Regions from separate parts of the Mus musculus genome. Here region 2 is linked to region 1. Evidence: chromatin contacts called from ENCODE Hi-C data. All regions are on one chromosome and are shown on one strand. Each heading gives the region's core, a stretch centred on a gene start or an enhancer-like site at or near the end of the contact. The rest is flanking DNA. Distances are from core to core; before and after follow the strand shown. Region 1 holds the start of Apmap (adipocyte plasma membrane associated protein). Region 2 holds the start of Cst7 (cystatin F (leukocystatin)).

Region 1 (6,146 bases), core at 1,496-3,995:
TGTTTCAAAAGACAGTCTCACAGTGTAAGGATTGCTCTTTCAATAAAGTTCCTGAAGTATTTGAGAAACCCCTGTCAAACAGTGACTCTAACAGGCGGTGGCATGTTAAAATGCCCCACTCGTCTGTGCTCCACACTGACTACAAGGATTCAACAATCAAATCTGCTGTGTAGCTCACTCTGAAGCTTTAACCCCAAGACTCACTCTCACAGCACAATTCTGAAAGATGCTTCTGAATGACAGTCCAGCAGCCAGGTCTGTCCTTCACTCACTCTCACCTCATCCTCCAAGTCTGTAACGTCATTCACTCTCAGAGACCTCAATAACCCTGTCAACGTGAATGTTGCTGTTCCTGCAAGTCAGGAAACTTTCCAAAGTATTGCAAAATGTTCCTTCCTCTATTAAAATCTGTTTTTCTTCTTTTATTCTGATAATCAATCCATTCTGAGGTGTGTCTAAGATTTTTGATACTGCAACCTCCTGTTATCATCTACAAAATTCACACTCTACTGTGCAACAATATTTAGGAAGGAAGGGAGGGAGGGAGAGAGAGAGAAAGAGAGAGAGAAATCTAGTAATGTTTTAAGTCAGTTTAAGATTTTGTGTTAGGTTTGCAAGTTTTAGCAAGTCTAAAATTTATTCTAACATTGTTTGTTTATACTTTTTTCAGATTCCATGCTTTCTTTTTCTTTAATTTTCTACACTGAAAATCAAGTCCAGGACCTTGGATGTATTAGGTAAATGTCCAACCTCTGAACTCCCAACTTTCAGATTTCTTCACAAAACTTTCCTGATTCATATTCAATCCTCTACCCTCACAGTAGTCAAGAAGATAGTTGGACAAACTATTAGAGATGACTACAAGAAAAAAAATACAGGAGAACTGCTGAAAACGACAAACAGGAATGTTATCACTGTAAGTATAGAAAGGTGGCTATAACTCACTTTAAAAGCAGCCATTTCACCGGGCGGTGGTGGTGCATGCCTTTAGTCCCAGCACTTGGGAGGCAGAGGCAGGCGAATTTCTGAGTTCGAGGCCAGCCTGGTCTACAAAGTGAGTTCCAGGACAGCCAGGGCTATACAGGGAAACCCTGTCTCAAAAAACAAAAAACAAACAAACAAACAAACAAAAAAACCCAACCATTACAGATCACTAAAGATAAAATAACAAACATGTTGACAAACAGCAAATATGTTTACAAATGGCAAAGTCAAAACAGTGTAAGCACAAATGTAAGACATTGGAAAAGATCAGATGGAAAGAGACAGTTTGGTGTCTAATTTGTAGTCATTAAGGAAGAAATCCAACAGAGAACCTTAAAAAAAAAAGATAAATATGCCCCTTTGCCTGTGGGTCACAAGTATCACAGAAGCTGTTCTAAATATCAGGCCAATCTATCAAGAGTCCCCGGGTACCCAGGCTTCAAAACACTTTTCTTCTCCAAGTGCCCAGATAGGGCTCTCCACAGCTCCACCCTTTCCTAGTTCTCCTAGTTCCTGCAGTTAGGTTTGGCCACTCCTTGCTTATCCATTAAAAGACTCACCAACCATTAGCAATTAATTAGCAATACCCACAACAAGCAGGGTGAGCAATTTGTCATAATCTACCCACATTTAGCAAGGTGAGTCCTAGTTAATGAGATCTCAAGGCTACCTAGGATGGCTGGTCTCCCTAATCAAGATCCATACTAGTTAGTACCTTCCTGTTCTTTTACAAACTCCTCTTTCCAAAGCCAAAACATGTTTGTATGTTTATCTTATTACCATTAGTCAAACCGATCATCAGAAGCAAAAACTGTCTCTCATCTAGTATGCACCACATCCCTTCATCACATTGCTGGTGACCAAAGAAATATTTCTAATATTTCTATCATATAAGTTAATTCCACAACTTTGAGGCTGATCTAGATATTCAAAGTACAAAATTCTGGTCACCAAGTTGAAAAGTCAATTTTAAATGTCTTCTAGTACGGTTTAAGGAGCATGCTTCATATGTGGGCTAATAGTGCATTTTGAAAGTCAGAAAGACTGGGGCCCAAAAAAAATTTTTCTTTTTAAGGATTTACTGTCAGTAACTACTGTCCCTATTACAAAAACCTGCAAGGCCGAATTCTCAGAAACACTGCCAACAATGTCAGTCGGTTCTCTACTCCACGCTGAGGAGTACAGACTGCGCGGCGTCAATAGATGCAGGAGGAGGACCTTCGCAGAAAGGAAACCCAGCATCTTTTCTGACTTCTCTTTAAGGAAAGTGAATAACAAGGAACGCGAAAGAATCGGCTGACGGCAGTGGTCAGGTGGCTGTCCCAGGAGTATCAGAGGTTCCAACAAGGACAAGTCGGGAAGATGCGTGCAACTAAAGAAAGGCAAAAGGCGTTGGCTCCAGCGGCTGGGTGGCAAGAAGGGACAGAAAAGGTCCACAGCAGCGTGAGGGAGGACAACCAGGTCCACGCAAGGCCTCGCCCCGCAGATTGTCCTGTCAGCCCGAACCCGGCTCCTGGGTCCAAGCCGGGATAATGAGGAGGGTTCTCTCCCGTGGGATGATCCCAGCCCAGGTCCTGCCTACCTGCCCTCCTTGACCTCCGGGACCTGGCCATCGTCCGTGACGACCTGCGGCCGCAGGGGCCGACGCTGCCGCAGCCCGTCCGCTTCGCTCATTCTGCCGCCTCTCCACTGACACCTCCAACAGCGCCTTGACACTCAGCAACGCGGGTTTCAGAACTACTCCCTGGCGCGAGGAAATGACGTAAACTTAGCGCCGGAGCTGCAATGCAGGCCCCGCCCCCTTTTGGAGATTGGCACAGCAGTAAGGCTCCACCCCCTGGCCCCAGCCTACAGCTGCAGGCAAATGGTGAGGGGGTCCCTCCCTCAGTGAGCCGAGTCTGGATAGTGAGGCTGTAGCGGGTCTTCCTCAAGTCCGAGTGCTGGGCGGTGAAGTCTGCAGTAACAAGCTTGCAAAGAGAAGATGCCACTGATTCTTAACGAAATGTGTTCAATGCAGTAATCCCCGCCTGAACTGTTATCTTTTCTGAAAAGATTCCGCTAAAGTTCAAAATGTGTCCTTTTGGTTAAGATCAGATTTTGACTGCTAGATCGTCAAGTGGTTATACAATAGACATTTGATAAATTTTCTAAAGGGAGTTACCTAAAGACAGGCCCAAGTAGAAAAGACTGCTAATAGCAAAACTTTAGGAATCATGAAGCAACCACCAGGTAGTGCTTCCACGGTATTACAGCGAGTCGGACATACTCCAGGAGGTGAAGTGAGCAGACTGCAGGCAAATCCCTCCTTTCTGGAACTAATGAGAGCCATGACTTCAATACATGTAAATTTTAATACAGTGGTGATTTTAAAGAGAGAAACTTGGTCTAGTGGAAGCATTTAGCCGGTGAAGGAATGTGGGGGTAGGATTGGAAGAGAAAGGGCGGACAGGAGAATTTCAGGCAGCAATAACCAAGTAGGGCATTGGGAAGGATCTCTAGGATATAGGTGCTGGATTTTGTACCTCACTTGGGATTTTACAGAAGCAAACATGCCATTATCTTTTCGGCACTAGATGGCGATAGAATGCCACCTCAATGTTCTTTTTCCTCTCGCTTGAGGGAAGTGGAGATTTCTTAACACAGTTCTGTAGGGATCTCAGGTTATATATAATCCAAGGCTTGGCAACATGGTACTTGATTCCATCATTGAAGACAGACATTATAAAGATAATATCGTGGGTAATTGTAACAACTGCTGTGTGGGTCTGGCGCCTACCTGGAGACCTGAATGGCTTCCCCTTCTGATTGCATGTCTCTGACTTTGTCATGTTACTCCTTGTTTCCTTGTGATACGTTTTTTTTTCTACCTCCACCTAAACCACTTTTATCATCCAGAATCCATCTCAAGAGTCATTGCTGAAAATCTCTCATTAACTCTCCAGAGTATCCCCGTCTGTGGGAGGCTCTGTGAACATTCCTGAGCTGTCACAAGTAGCCAGTTACATCCAGTGCCTGTTACATGGATTATGCGTATCCTATGCCCAGTGTGAAACACATGGGCCAAAACAACCCGGAACACACACACGAAGAATAAAAAAGAGTTGAATACACTGAACTTCCTACATAAAAGGAATTCACCAGACGACCTGTGAGCTCCTCAGTTATGGAAGACTGTTCATGAAATTCAGGGCTAAAGTTAGAAATGGTCTTGGAACGGATCGGTTAGAGTTTGTAAACTAGGAAAGTGTCTGGAAGAGCCAGTGGCCATATCTCTAAAACAAATAAGTCCACAGGGAATTGCTGGGAGATACACTCATGGCCTTATCTTGAAGCACATGAGTCTGAATAAGCTGGGGTTAGAATAGGCTGAGCTTCGATCATTTGTGTTATGCAATATGACTTAGGGGTTTTCTGTTTGCAAGTCACGGTAAAGTCCATTCTGCTTGTTGTATGTGGTCTTAGTGCTCTCTTGTCCCACATCACCCTCCAGCCCTGCAGCCAATCAGCATTACTGTCTCATTGTACCAACTGTTTGCACAAAGAGAAATGGGACTGCCATGCAAGGTTAGCTCAGGTTTCCCAACCTCAGCACTGATAACATTTGGGGCGAGATAATCCTTTGTTGTAGAGGTAAAGTGGCAGTTGTCATGAGTATAGGATATTTTGCACCACCCCTGGGGCCTTTACCCTTTAAATGTCAGTAGCACCCCACCTAGTTTAGTGCTAAAGTTAATCTGGAACACCAAAAATTTGTGAAAAATTTGGTCCTCAGCATGGGTGATACTGGAAGGTAATGGCATTTGTAAGGAGTTGGCCCTACTGGGACACTGGAGGCATGCCTTTGATGAGGGTATGGGAGTTAATCCCTTTTCTCTTTTACTTTTCCCATTTCTCCACATTGGAGTAGCAATTGCTCACCACATACCCCCACCATAATGTACCACCACAGACCCAAAGCAGCCAACTGATCATAGGTTAAAGCCTTTACAATCCTGAGTCACCGTAAACCTTCTATAAATTGATTGCCTCAGTATTTATTATAATGACAAGAGATTAGAAACAAATAATATTTTTTTAATATCTTGAAACATTGCCCAAATGTCCTGCAAGGGACAAAAGGGCCCTTGACTGGGAACCACTGGGTGAGACTACTACACATCCTGGGACTTACGATGCAGCTCACTTTCGCTGAAACGCTCGTCTACACAGACGACATTTATCACAACAAAAATGGGGCCATCCCAGCATGGAAAAAGAAGCACATGATATTATGCAGTCATCTCCCAATGTGGTAAATTAGACAAAATAGAAACAAACCTGAATTTAGTCTTAAGCTTTACCCTCTAATCCCATACTGATTCAATTCTTTATACAGATACTTCCCAAATGCCTGTCAGGTCCTAAGGGTTGTTACAAAACAAAGGTCCTCAGATGTGTCTATATTCATGGTTGTAAATGGGGAGGGAAGATAGAAAACATAGATGACTGTTATAAAGGAGTGGCACAAAGGACAGGCTAGGTATCCTGAGACCTTCAGGGAAAGCTGTGCTGACATAGGAGTAAACCAGCGGAGCATGTGCACCAACTCTGGATAAGTAAGATTCCAGATGAAGAGCTGGGAGGATAGAGAAGGGCAAGAGACAAAGTAGGAGGACTTGAGGGGTCCTGAGGTTGGTGACCAAGGGGTGATAAGCAAGGGTAGGCTTCAGGGTCCACTGATGAATGATGAACCATCTAAAGGGGACAGCAAATGACTAGAAAGTGGAAAGAAGGGCCCAGAGAGAGAACTAAATGGTTAAGCACATTTGCTCTTGTAGAGGGTCCTGGTTCAGTTTCCACCACCCACGTGGCAGTTTACAACTGTCTACAACTCCATTTCCAGGCGATCCAAAACCCTTGTCTAGCCTCTGTGGGCCCCAAGCACACATATGTGTATATACATACTTTCAGACAAAACATTTACATTAAGTGCATAAATAAGTAGTTTTTGAGTGGAATAGCAGTATTGAAAAAGACCATGTCATAGTAGGAGGCTCTGTTTTCAGGGCAGGTAGGGCAGAAGAGAGTAGGCTCAAGAATGTTGAAGAACCTATGCACAGTTGAGAGAAACAACTACAAGAGCCAGCTTAGGATGAGAGAAGGCTAGGCATGATGGTATCCTA
Region 2 (6,100 bases), core at 2,036-4,535, 38 kb before region 1:
AACAGCAGTTCCCAGAAGGTCTGCGATCCTATCTGCAGTTCTGTCCTTGGCCAGAGTCCAGAAATGCCAGAAGGAAGTCCTGGTTTCCTGTCATCTTCTCTCCTCTTTGTGTAACCAGTGCCAACTGTGTGACCGCTCATGCCTCACCCCACTTCCTGCTGTTGATCCTATAAAAAGCTGCCAGACTAGCAGGTGCTTGATGGTACCCCTTGATGGCACTATTCCTGGAACCTGCTCCTGTTATCCAGTAGCTCTGCCTTCTCTCTCCTAAGCAGCCAGTAATACAACTCTTTTCTAAAACTCACCCTCTCTGTCCCATGAATTTCATTCTTCAAATTCACACAAGAACCTAGAGCCACTGAAAGTTTTGTATGACCTTGAGCTTCCAGCACCCTGACTCCTGAGTAAATAAGTCCACCTAGATGAAGAGAGAAAGTCTCTGTCAAACCCAAAGACAGAACCACCACCACCACCACTCCTCTCCACTTCAGATCTTGTGAGAAATCAAAACTAAAAGGGAAACAATGTGTAGTAGCTGACACTAAGCAATACAGCCTGAAAAGTCCAGTGACACATCAAAGAAGGTCCACAGTGAAATGGAGAACAACCTGGGTGCCTACCATAGATCTGAGTGTAGCACACAGGGGTCTGGGCTTCTAACCCACCATAGAGACATCCCTCAGGTTGCTGGACAGGGTCAGGTCCATACCCATGTGGCATCACACTTGCTGTCCCAAGTACAGGAACATTACCTAAGCAGCTGCCTACAGTGACATCCTAAGGACATTCCCAGTACTCAGAGACATCCCTTACAGTGCTCACAGTATAGGTCCAGTTCTCTGGGGGCTTCTTGTAAGAGGATCCCAGAAAAGGCTCATCTCCAGGAACCTGCTTGAATACAGTCCCCCTCCCCCTAGGACAAGCCTTTACCAAAGGGGGTTTATCGTATCATAATGGTCATGGAAGGGTCAGTATCCAGGAAGACCAGATAAACAGGATGCTCCCTAATGTAGGCTCAGTACCCAGAAGACTTCTATACTTACTTCATGGAAGGAAGGACAAGCACACTGAGGGCTGCGCTCATGCTGGAAACAGTGAGGACCAGTAACAATGCTGTTGAACTTACATTGCTCCTAGGGCAGACCCAATATCAAGAGGGTTATCCACGTATGTCCTCAAGGCTAGCCCATTACCTATGGGAACTGCCTCATTGCTGAATTCAGGTACCTTATCCTGGGAGCCACTAGCACACTGAACTCCATGTTAGGCCCCAGTACCCAGGGGGCCAGCTGAGAACTGTCCACCAGAGTATTGACTGGTACTTGTGAGCCCATCTGCATGCTTTTCAGGTTAGAGTCAATACCCAGGTGGCCATGTGCACAATGCATCCAATGGAAGGCCCAGTATCCAAAGGAACAATTCCAGGCTAGTCTACTTAAAGCCCAGTACCATGGGGTACCTCATACATTTGCCACTTCAAGCCCTGTGCCACAATCTGGCTTGAGGACAAGGGCAGTACCTCAAAGACCACTTGCACTCTGCAACCTATGCATGTGTAGCTCCAGCAAGTAGGAGATGACCCACCCTGGCCAAAATGCATCCTTAGTACCCAGGGGCTGTCTACATGCTGACCTAAGGACAGGCACAGTCCTTAGGTACCTCAGGGACTTCACCACAGCTGACCTTAACTCATGCTCAGAACCCAGGATTAGCCCACTGAGGACACCACCTCTTTCACTGAGAATTCAGGCGCTCAATACCCCTGCTTCCCTGGAATCTTCCATTCCAACGTACAGGATCCCATTCTTTTGCAAGCAGTGTTCTCACTCCCAAAGCTTCCTGAAAAGCTGGACTTCAACGTCTCTCCGGATAACTGGAGGATGGGACTCTGCATTTTATTTTCAACAATCTCAAGAACTATACAAGATGAGGTTCTCCTTAGGGACTCCGCAGAAGCTTTCAGACTTTATGTAGCACAGAGGCGGGGAATTCAAATCCCTGAATTATCTTTGTACTGCACCACACTGGCCTGAAGACCAAGCAGCCAGCCTAGCTCCATCTCCTGCTCCCACCTAGACTACTGATGCTCTGGTTACTGCTAGAAATACAACACGTGGATTATGTTCTGACTCCCAACCTCTCAGTGGATGTTTGAAACTGAAGCGGGCACTACTCTATCCCATTTATACTGAAGACATTGTGTCCCAGACCCTAGCAGCCAAAAATAAGGATCCCAAGATCAAACAGGAAAGGACCATGGGGGGTTGTCATAACAGCTACTACTTACTGAATACTACCTGCAGCACCCAGAAACCTATTGGGACCTCAGATTACATAGTTTGTCCATGTCCCGCAGACCCTATCTGCCCTGTTTGGAATTTAGTAGGATCCAGCACAATTCACCTGGCTCAGACCCCCTCCACCGCTGCCCCGAGCATCCAGGATCTGACTATATCTGTATGTCAGGCAGCCTGGGAGGCCCATGTGTCTCCTGGGGGCAAGTAAGACCCCAGGCATCCTTCCACACTACCTTCCTAGCCTAGTTCTGAGAGACGAATATACCTCTCCACACTGAAGCCGATTACAGCTTGCTTTCCTCCTACCCTGAGCCTTTATGCAAAAGAAACTCCAATGTTTCACAAGTCCCCAGAGGTAACTGAGGTGCATGGGCTGTTCCTAGTCTAATGACAGCAAAGCCTAGATTCAGATTCAGATAACTGGGTATAGGTACCCACTCCAAACCATGGGCTGAAAGTAGAGGCATGGCCAGAATCAGACCTCTGTCTACGTAATTTCATCTCCTTAGAAGGCTTTGAGCCCAGAGTGGGCCATGATCAGTATCTCAGCTCTCACGGTGCTGAGCTCCTGTTTGAGGCACAGAAGCCACGTGCCAATGCTCCTCCCAAGGACTTTGGAAAGTATGAATAGCTTTCCTGCAGATAACCCCTCAGACCCGGACAGCATAGTTTCTTGTCTCTTGAAGGGGGCTATTCTGAATACTAGAATGCAGGAGGGGAGAGAGTCTATAAATGTAGAAGGACAGTCAAGTGACTACTTTTGAAAATCCCCTGGTTTCTTCACATCAGCATCCCCCGTGTGTGGTGAATGGTAGGAAACTGCCTCCTCCCACCCTGGGAAGGAGAGAGGGTGCTGCGCTCGTGGGTCTCACTTCTCTCCCCCTGCCTCCCCCTGCAAATGATCACAGCTTGGAAACTTCTTTAAAGGAAGTGGTTGCTCTTGTGGCCCCAAGTCCTGAAGATGAAGCGCTTCTGGTTAAAATGATTCAGCAAGAAACCACGCCCCACTGAAGCTACCCCACCATGCCCTGGTCCTGGAGCTGTACTTGCCGAGCACTTGGCCCACTACATGCTCCCTGCATTTCCCCAGCCATGTGGCTGGCCATTCTGCTTGCCCTCTGCTGCCTAACTTCTGACACCCATGGGGCACGCCCCCCAGGTAAGAGAAGGGTCATCTGGCCCCATCCCAGAGTACTGTTCTGACCACCTTCTAGTAGTAGAAGTATGGGGACCCTGGCCTGTTAGTCTTGCATCTTTCTTAGGACACTCTTGGAACCCTGAGAAAGACCCTGGCAAGGGGCTGGGGATCCTGGCAGCAGCTACTTCTAAGCAGAATAGACATCAGGGATCAAGCATAACAGCAGCCACAGGGATAAAGAGAACAACTTCTGTTCTCTTCTGTTCAAGGGCCTCACTCAGTCTATATCTGACAGCTTTACTTTTCTAACTGACTTTACTGCAGAGACCCCAGTAAGATAAGTATTGTGCAAGTCAGCATGCTAGTGGCCAGTGAGGGGTGGCAGTCGCCTGTGTTGGAAAGCTGAGATGCAACCAGGCTAGCTAACTTGCTAACCATCAGCCATGAGTGCCTGTTTCCCTACAGAGAGCTGGAAGATGTCTGCCCCAGCAAGCAGATTCAGCACATAGATAAAGTTTGAGGGCCCTGCCTCTAACTGACAAAAAAGCTGATAACTGACCATCTCCCAGTAGATGAAGACAGCGCTTATGCATAAGGCTTTTGTCATTCTTCCTCCTTAAAGCAGGCTGGGTCTGGTCACTGGGAGGCAGTGAAAGGGAATACCCAAGAGACACCAAGGACATAGAATCCCCCTTCACAGCAATTAGGTGCAAAGAAGTAAGTGTAGAGACACAGTAGGGCATAGCCTCCAAATCCAAGACCCAAGTAGATGCTGTGAATGGGGCACTGTGGAGACAGGGCAGTAATGGGTAGGGGAGCTTCTGTTCTGAGGATGAGGATGGACCACAGCAGCTCGGGGGGGGGGGGTCATTGGCAAAGAGGTAGTTAACTGGTAAAAGAGGAGACAGCACTAAGCACGGGCCAGGCCACAGACCTTGCCTCTCCATGCCCTGCTCCCTGTGGCCTTAGTGCTCACTAGGAGGCCCTTCCTGGCCTACCTACGATTCCTCTGCCCCAGTTGTCCAGAGAGAAGCTTGGGCAGAAGCTGGTGTTCATGCTGCAAAGCCCTCTTGGCCTATGTGAGAGATCTGGGGAAGACATTGGTACTGGCTATCTCACCGATCCTAGGGTTTCGGTTTTTTATACTCGGTGTTTTGACGATGCTGTGTTTGCCTCCTCTGAGGCCTAATTCAACAGAGTGGCCACATCTACCACATTATAGTTAACACCACAGGACAGCTGTTGGGGGAGATATTGGAGGACTGTCAGTTCCCTGTCTCTACCACGTTAACTTCCCCCAAATTTGTGAGCTGAAAGGAATCTTCTCCATTCACCTGCCCTCAACAGCTTCTCTGAGCCACCCCCTTCAGGCCTCTCTGCCCAGACCCAAATAAACACCACCCTCACACTGGAACCTGGGAATACTACAAGCCCCATATACACCATCTGAGAAGTTTGGAACTTCCTTCAGCCTGCCCTTTGAGATGCCAGTAACTGGTTCTTACCTGAATGTCTTAGAGAAAGTAGCTCAGTGATGATCTCACAAAGTGCTTATAGGCCTGGGGTACTCCCAACAGTGCCCACCATTGCCTGCAAGTCAATGGCCAGGCCTTTGCTCTGCTGTGCTAATGAACCACATCTCTACCCACTATGGTACCTCCCTTCCTGATGCTTCCATTAAGGCCTCCGATGCAAAATGGGGTACTCTCAAGCTCCTCTCAGACAGCTGGGAACCTTGACCTCTAATGGTTCATATTCATTCATATTCATATTCTCATTCTCTTTCCCTCTTCCCTCCCTCCGTTCCTCCCTCCTTGCTCTCTCCCTCCCTCCTCCCTACTTCCTGTGGAATTCTGGAATCCTCTGTGAGCCAAGGCAAAGCAACAAGGATACTGATTGTGTCTGATCTGAGCATATGGCATAGCTCTGTGCCTAGGAGTTAAACTGCCCCAAGCAGTATCCCCAATCTTCAGAATTTAGGAAATTGCCACATTCATTGTCTCTGCCTCTTAGCTGTTGGTGAGAATGGGGAGCCTTCTTTCTCAATGTGTCACTTCTTCCACAAAGGTTCCCTGCCGGTGGTCACCGTTTGCCTCATCGCCTGCCCCTTTCCAGTAGGACTTGCAGAGGAGGCTTGTTTGCTTAGGCAAGAAACCTGCAGCCATGTAGCCACCTGCTCTGCATAGCAAGGGCTAAGGGCATAACTAGGCCTGGGTATACTGGATTCCCACAGAAAGTTCTAAAAGCTGTTATAGGTTGGGTCTAGGCCTGAATGGACCACTGACCTAGATTTCCCATGAACATGTTTGTCCTCAGAGATCCTTGCTGCAGTCATATCATATCTGATATGGTACTGGATGATACTGACTACTGCTTCGTGCAAACTGCCTTGTTTATTCTTATCCTTCAAGGTCAGTGTCATCATCATCCTCATTTACAAATGGAACATGGAGGCTCAAAAAGGTTAAGGAGCTTGCCCAAGCTAGCACAGCCAATGAGAACAGCTGAGATTCTAACACTGGATGTGTCCCAGTTGGTAAAGACAAGAGTTAATCAGAGAAAAAAATATCAGCATCCAGCAGATGAGGAGACAATGCTGCCTCAAAGAAGCCCACCCCACCCTCATCACTCAGGACCTCAAAGCATAAGAATCACTCACAGAACT

The links. Hi-C counts contacts between places; a loop is a spot of excess contacts on that map.
Region 2: a map of left cerebral cortex shows a loop between it and region 1 (2.4-fold over the local background). The contact joins the promoter of Cst7 here to the promoter of Apmap in region 1. A Hi-C loop is called at or near these places in 5 of 37 maps with a recorded cell type or tissue (T-helper 1 cell, T-helper 2 cell, left cerebral cortex and 1 more).

Annotation. Positions count from the first base shown.
Region 1 is chr2:150,605,822-150,611,967 of GRCm38, forward strand. Apmap (adipocyte plasma membrane associated protein) reads right to left here and starts at 2,746. Exons shown (of 9, transcript NM_027977.3): 1 at 2,567-2,746. The coding sequence starts at 2,658.
Region 2 is chr2:150,567,130-150,573,229 of GRCm38, forward strand. It overlaps Cst7 (cystatin F (leukocystatin)), which reads left to right and starts at 3,286. Exons shown (of 4, transcript NM_009977.3): 1 at 3,286-3,456. The coding sequence starts at 3,390.